Regions from separate parts of the Mus musculus genome. Here region 1 is linked to region 2. A link is a contact called in ENCODE POLR2A ChIA-PET data. All regions are on one chromosome and are shown on one strand. The core of a region is the stretch at or near the end of the contact, and the rest is flanking DNA. Distances in the headings are between cores, read along the strand shown. Region 1 holds the start of Id2 (inhibitor of DNA binding 2). Region 2 overlaps Kidins220 (kinase D-interacting substrate 220).

Evidence for each region. ChIA-PET counts read pairs that join two places held with the same protein, here RNA polymerase II (POLR2A).
Region 1: POLR2A ChIA-PET joins it to region 2 with 19 read pairs in embryonic stem cell. The contact joins the promoter of Id2 here to the enhancer-like site in region 2. POLR2A ChIA-PET finds 5 or more read pairs at or near these places in 4 of 5 experiments (Patski and embryonic stem cell).

The regions. Positions count from the first base shown.
Region 1 is chr12:25,094,587-25,098,004 of GRCm38, reverse strand. Id2 (inhibitor of DNA binding 2) reads left to right here and starts at 1,913. Exons shown (of 3, transcript NM_010496.3): 1 at 1,913-2,342; 2 at 2,631-2,694. The coding sequence starts at 1,995. The coding sequence ends at 2,687.
Region 2 is chr12:25,057,951-25,061,060 of GRCm38, reverse strand. It overlaps Kidins220 (kinase D-interacting substrate 220), which reads right to left. Exons shown (of 32, transcript NM_001081378.1): 32 at 1,364-3,110. Among named protein-coding and RNA genes, the nearest start is that of Id2, 37 kb to the left of the region's middle. Within about 2 kb of position 1,307, at least 1 of the 3 ENCODE cell types and tissues checked has a DNase peak (open chromatin) inside an H3K27ac peak, as active enhancers do.

The DNA of each region.
Region 1 (3,418 bases), core at 664-3,163, 36 kb before region 2:
GAAACGCCAGAAAACTTTCACCATATTTAGCAATTTTACTATATCAGGGTACAGGAATGGTCTTGGGAGAAGGCGCTCATGCGTGGTCGCTGCCAGTGTGTGGAGCGATGCTGCACAGCGCTCATTATCATCCAGCCCAGGGCCTTTCTGTTGGGATAATGAGGCTGGCACGGGTGCTAACATACGGTGTCCTTGGAAAAAGCTAAGAATGCGTCAGTACCGCAGAGATGCAATGTCCAAGAATCATAAGTAATAATTTGAGAATCCCAGAGATGTTTGTTTACATTGGCTATTATTGTAAAATACTCAGAGTATAACATCATGAACCAAAAGTGTCAAAACAAAATCTGTTCCGCTGTGGCACGTATGTGACAGAAACACATGCACACAAAGTACATCAAGAGGCTCGAACTGTTGGGGGGGGGGGGGACTCAGATAGTAAATCACTTCCAGGCTTAATAACAGAGGCGAGTCGTCAATCGAACACTGTCGCTGAGTCGCAGGAGGCATTGCAAGCCTTGCCTTGCGCAGATTTTCCTGCAGGGCAGAGTCCTTCTGCAGTCTCCAAACTGAGATGGACGGATTTTACCGCCTCTACATCACCGGACTCTGCCTCCTTAGAGAGAAGCCCTGGGGCACATGGCTGTCACGTGGAGGTCAGAGACCGCCTGGCCCACCAGCTGAGGAATTAATCATTAATTGAAGGGAAAATACTGTTTCTCCACACAGAGCTTTGCCTGGATTCTGCATTCTTCCTCTTTATTGCATTCAGAGGATGTGGGGGATTCAGACCAAAAACCCTTTCTTGGGCTTAACATAAATATTTTTTTTCCTTTAATACACGACTAATATATGGTAGTCTTCAGCAAAACAAGAATTCAGAATTAAAGCATTGGAGTCAAGAGCTCTAAACTTTTTCAAAATGTGGCTGCATCTAGGAAGGGTGCTGAAAGATTCCAAACCTCGTACGTAACAGAATTTTCTTTTAAAAACAGCGATAAGCTGTCAGTCAATAGCTAGGACCACCTACCTGACAAAGAGCTTCCCAAGAGCTCTAAGTGTTGGAATGTGACACCAGAAATCACGATTTGTGCATAATTAATCGCATCACTTTGCCACCTACACTGAAGGGCACAGACCAAGGGCAGTGTATGTAAATGTAGTTCCAGTGTGCAAACCCCACTAATGACCTTCGATTAATGGAGTCATTATAGTAACCCTGCCTCATTCTTGGGGGTGGGGGGAGTTCCGAATGCACCGGGTCCCTCGGGGCTCCTCTGCGGTCTGAGGGAGACCGCACAGTGTTCCTACAATTCGTGTCACTGAGTTTCCGAGAAGGCCTCCCGCGTTGCTCCAAGTTGCAAAGCTTCACGCTAAACCTGTCGTGGACGTGTATGTGGGTAGGTTCCCCCCCCCTCCCCAAATAGCTTTCCTTTATCTTAAAAGAAGGAACACTACAAATGTGACTTCCCAAAAGCGCGCTTCTTTTCCCTTCTGCCACGGTCGCTGTCTTCCCTAACGCTAGCGACCTGTGACTTCCCGTCTGCTGTGCGGAGAGAGTGGGGCTGCTGGAAGTCCTGGGGGCGGGTATAGCTAGCTCCGGGCACACCCCCGGGGCAGGGGTCCTGCCAGCTCTGGGAATTGGAATAAGGCGGGCACAATTGCACACTCAGGCCCCCTGGGCGCCCAGCGCACACTGTACTCAATTTGCCACCCCAGCTGGGCTCTCGCCCGCTCCTCCCACCCTACAGGCATTGGCTGCGAACGCGGAAGAACCGAGAGCTCATACTCACCAATGGGAGAATTCGCCTGGTATGATGGACGGGAGCCCTTCCACCAATGGCAATTCAGGGATGCCCGATTGAGCGGCCAGGGCGAGTGCACATAAAAGACGCCCCGCCCGGCTCGCGCTTCATTCTGAACCGAGCCTGGTGCCGCGCAGTCAGCTCAGCCCCCTGTGGCGGCTCCCTCCCGGTCTTCCTCCTACGAGCAGCATGAAAGCCTTCAGTCCGGTGAGGTCCGTTAGGAAAAACAGCCTGTCGGACCACAGCTTGGGCATCTCCCGGAGCAAAACCCCGGTGGACGACCCGATGAGTCTGCTCTACAACATGAACGACTGCTACTCCAAGCTCAAGGAACTGGTGCCCAGCATCCCCCAGAACAAGAAGGTGACCAAGATGGAAATCCTGCAGCACGTCATCGATTACATCTTGGACCTGCAGATCGCCCTGGACTCGCATCCCACTATCGTCAGCCTGCATCACCAGAGACCTGGACAGAACCAGGCGTCCAGGACGCCGCTGACCACCCTGAACACGGACATCAGCATCCTGTCCTTGCAGGTGAGACTAGCTTGCAAGTACGCCACTGCCCAGACGCTCCGGGTCTCCCGAGCTGTCACTCTTAAAGCCCATCGTAGAGACAGGTTCATTAACTTTATTTTTGAGGAAACTGTATATTGAGCGTCATGTGAAATCGCTACTTATAAGTTCTGTGTGGGTTGCATCTGGATCTGCGCTGTAGCATGATCCTGTTTCATGGGACTTGTTGGCACTTTTGTGAAAGGAGGAGGGGGGCTACCTTCCTTTAAGATTACCTAATATCCTGCCTTTTATCCTCTTTCTCCCCAGGCATCTGAATTCCCTTCTGAGCTTATGTCGAATGATAGCAAAGTACTCTGTGGCTAAATAAATGGTGAGTGTTGCGGGTGCCTCCTGTGTGCGCGTTTCGGTAATGTGCTTGTGTGTCTGTTAAATGTTTGGTTTGGTAAATGCATGCTTACTTCACTGTGTTACGGGTGCCGCTTGACTTACCACATAGGCATGAAGGGGCTTGTAGCTGTGGTTGCTCAGGACTACAGAACAGTTGCCTTTACAAAAACAGAAAAGAAAGAAAAAAAAGAAAGAAAAGAAATGCCAGTAACTTACTATGAAGGTGTCAGGACCAAGTGTGGCTGACTTTTATGAGCCCAGTGGCGGTACACTGAGGTGGTAACCTCAGCTGTAATTAATCTTATCGCCACAAATTCCATAGTGATTCTCTTTTCCCAAAACTGTAGTCCTCTGAGATTTCTCTGGCTAGCTGAAGACGGCTACCCCGAGCCTTACCCCTGTGCTCTGGGATCCAGATTTCCATATCTGTTAACTAAAGGGCTGTTTTCAATCAAATAATTGTTACAAGAAGCAGACTGGCGCCTGTGAGCGGGCTGTTAGAGATCCAAATAGGAGACTGGGTTTGGGAAGTTTTCCCCTGGAGTCTCCGCTATTTTCATGTTTAATTTGTGCTGCTGGGGCCGGGTATGTGTGCCGCATCTGGACGCCAGGGTTTGGTTAAATGCTCAAACTGTGGCTTCCTCGGCGCCAGGCTCGCCCGCCTCTGCCCTTAGGTTACATTCTCCTAAACTGCCTTTCTCTCCCAA
Region 2 (3,110 bases), core at 58-2,557:
CTGTGTAACTCCAGCCTAGACTTCAGCTTGAGTGCCCAAGGGTGCCACGTCAGAGGGCTCACCTGCCCCAAGCACGAGGGGGTCCCCATTCACTTGCATTCTGCTGTGTCTACTTAGCCCAGGAAAGAAGACGGGGGATAAGGTAGGATGGGACCCATAGCACAGATTTGCCAAAAATGTTAATTTGATAGCACCCTCCTTTCTACCTAATCCTTCAAGGTCATTCACCCATAAATTAAAAGGGACTCTAGGCTCTCTTTTCCTGGAAAGTACATTGATCTATTCAGGAGTTTGCCAGGAATTCATGGATTTTTTTTTTTAATTCAGGGATATTTCTAAAGAGGCTGAGAATTCCTGGTGTAACCAAAAATTACGTGGTCTTAAAACCTTTTAAATTTAATACTTTAGCTAGGCCAAAAGAAAAAAGAAAGATTTAATTTCATTCAAAAAATTCTAATGATTAGTAAGAAAAAAATCATGATCACAGATTATTTTATTATAGCACCAGAACATGCGAATTAGCTTAAGTTCTCGAGATGAGTACTTATTTAAGCACAAACAACTCTTAAAATTACTTTGGTTAGGCAATTAAGATTATCCTGACTATATTTAAAACCTATACAAAATAACACACAAAAACAAGTTCTCTTATTGAAAATACTTCAGATTTGCATTTTTAGTTTTATGAGATAGGGTCTCACACAGCTCAGGCGGGTCTCAAAATCTCTATGTAGCTGAGGTTGACCTTGAACCCCTGATTCTCCTGCTTCTGTCTCCTGAGTACTGGGATTACAGGCAGAATCACTACGCTCAGTGAGGCTTACAATTCACAGTGTAGACGTCTTAGTCATCCAGCACTGGGAAAGTAGACTCACGCCTTTAATCCCGGCACCGGGGAGCAGAGGCAGGTGACTCTCTGAGTTCAAGGTCAGCCTGGTCTACAGAGTGAGTGAGTTCCAGGACAGCCAGGGCTGCAGATGTACTCAGAAAATGACCCTCCAGAAGGCCACGGTGTTGGTGTTAGGATGCTATGTCAACAGAGCTGAAGGTGGAGCCAAGTGACTCAGAGTTTTTGAGATTGGCAGGGTTTAAGCTTGGCTCACTTTTCTATTGTTTCATTCAGCTTAAAGCAGTTTTTCCTGTGTGAAAATCAGACTGAGCTATGCATTATAGACACAGACACACACTGACATGCAGCCTCAGAAATAATGGTGACTCGGGGATCCATCTGGCCTGTCACTTTCTGTGTCAATAGGAGAGAGCAACGTCCAGAACGTACACATAATAAGCTGCTATTCTACAGGGATCTGGACCACTGCCTCTAGCTACAGAGATGGACTTCTCAGTGCTGTGGTGCCCACGTGCTCTGGGATGCTGTGCTTCAAGAAAGCAGGCACAGTGGCTTCGGAGCCAACCTCTCTCAGAAAGACAATAAGGGCTGCCTGGAAATTCTGAAAATTTCATGACCTACATGTAAGTCTTTACATACTCCAGTCATAGGACAAAACAGACACACAGATCATGTTTTAATTTTTAATCAGAATGGGAATTGTCATTGCTATAGTGAATAAAACTCCGTGAGTCAGAATGGCATGCAACTCTTTATTGTTCCTAGTCCCCGTGTGCACTTGGCACTCCAGCATTAACTTCACAGACAGTGTGAATAAAGGGCTCCCATGACCGTGAGCTATAACTACTCACCTGGAAAGAAACCAAACTGCCTCTCAAGTACCCATCACATGATATTGCATAATGTCAGTAACATCGTGCTGTTTTTAATGTTTAAAAATACCTGTTAAAGATCATGCAACATATGCACTTCATGAAAATGCTCAATTACACTCAAACAGCAAGGCAGTGGGACACGGAGCAGCTATGAGCACAGTGTCAAGTGAACCACACAGGTCCAGTCAGTGATGGACATCTCACTGAGCACTAAGCCTGCAACCTTACCATCTACAATTCTACCCATGGCTCAGGACACACCACTAGAGCTGATCTACGTAAACACACTATGATCAAATGACAAACAGTTTCAATGCAGGATGAAGACAGGCACACCTCTAGCCTAAATGTATGTGGTCATTCTCCTAGCTCTGCTAAGAATAATAAAAGTGTCAAGGTCACACCAGCTCCGCCTCTATTCTTGCTTTGTTGTATGCTTTCAAATTCCTTTTTAAAACCATGCCTCCATTTTTATAATCCACCCCCCTCCCCAGAACTAAAATGCTGATTTAGGAACAGATACGTTAAATAATTGCAGTACAGAGGCAGTGATTTAATGTTAGCAAACTAAATACTGTCATTTGTCTAGTACCACCGTCACTAACTCCTTTAATGTCTTCCCAAATCTCTGGAGGAAGGAAAGGCCTAGCACTTGGGGCTGGGGACGTAGCTAGTCACTAGAGGACTTAGATCTGTGAGGTCCTGCGTTTCATCACCAGTACCACTAACTTTTCTTTAGCCATGAGCATTACTTAGTAGCTGCAGAACAGACTAAGATGGTTTTGAGGGCACAGGTGGGTGGTGTCGGAAGCCAGGGCTGGGTTGGAAAGAGTATCCCAGGAATACACTGCCCTCCTCCAACTCCTCTGCTAACGACTCACCATGGCCCAGGCCACTGCTTTGGGCTCTGCTAACTCACTTAATCATCAACTTTTACGCCCTCTTTAGTATGTATTTTCTACTTAAATTTTAAGACCTCTTAAAAGCAATGATTCTTATACAGAACACTGGCTATCCATTTGCTAGGTATTCACTTTTAGTTTCTGGGCTACTCTAAAACCTATAAATCTGCACCAAGATTAAACACTACCAGTGAAATTGGTTTCTGCTTCATCTAATACTATATCTCCCCTCAAATGTTACATGAATAGTTTATAAAGGAGATCTCTGGGTTTATTTCCTTGTGACTTAAGCCCTTTCAATTTAAATACATTTCCGACCTCTCTCTGTATTCAGCCTGATCTCATCTCTGCAGAGCTGTGCGTCAGGAAAGGGCACAGCAGTGGTAGTGAGACGTTAAAGTGCCTGTGGTGACGGTGACAATGGAGATGACTGGTGACCGTCCTGTCAGGCTTTCCCGTCTGCTTCCCCAGTGCCTGCCACCT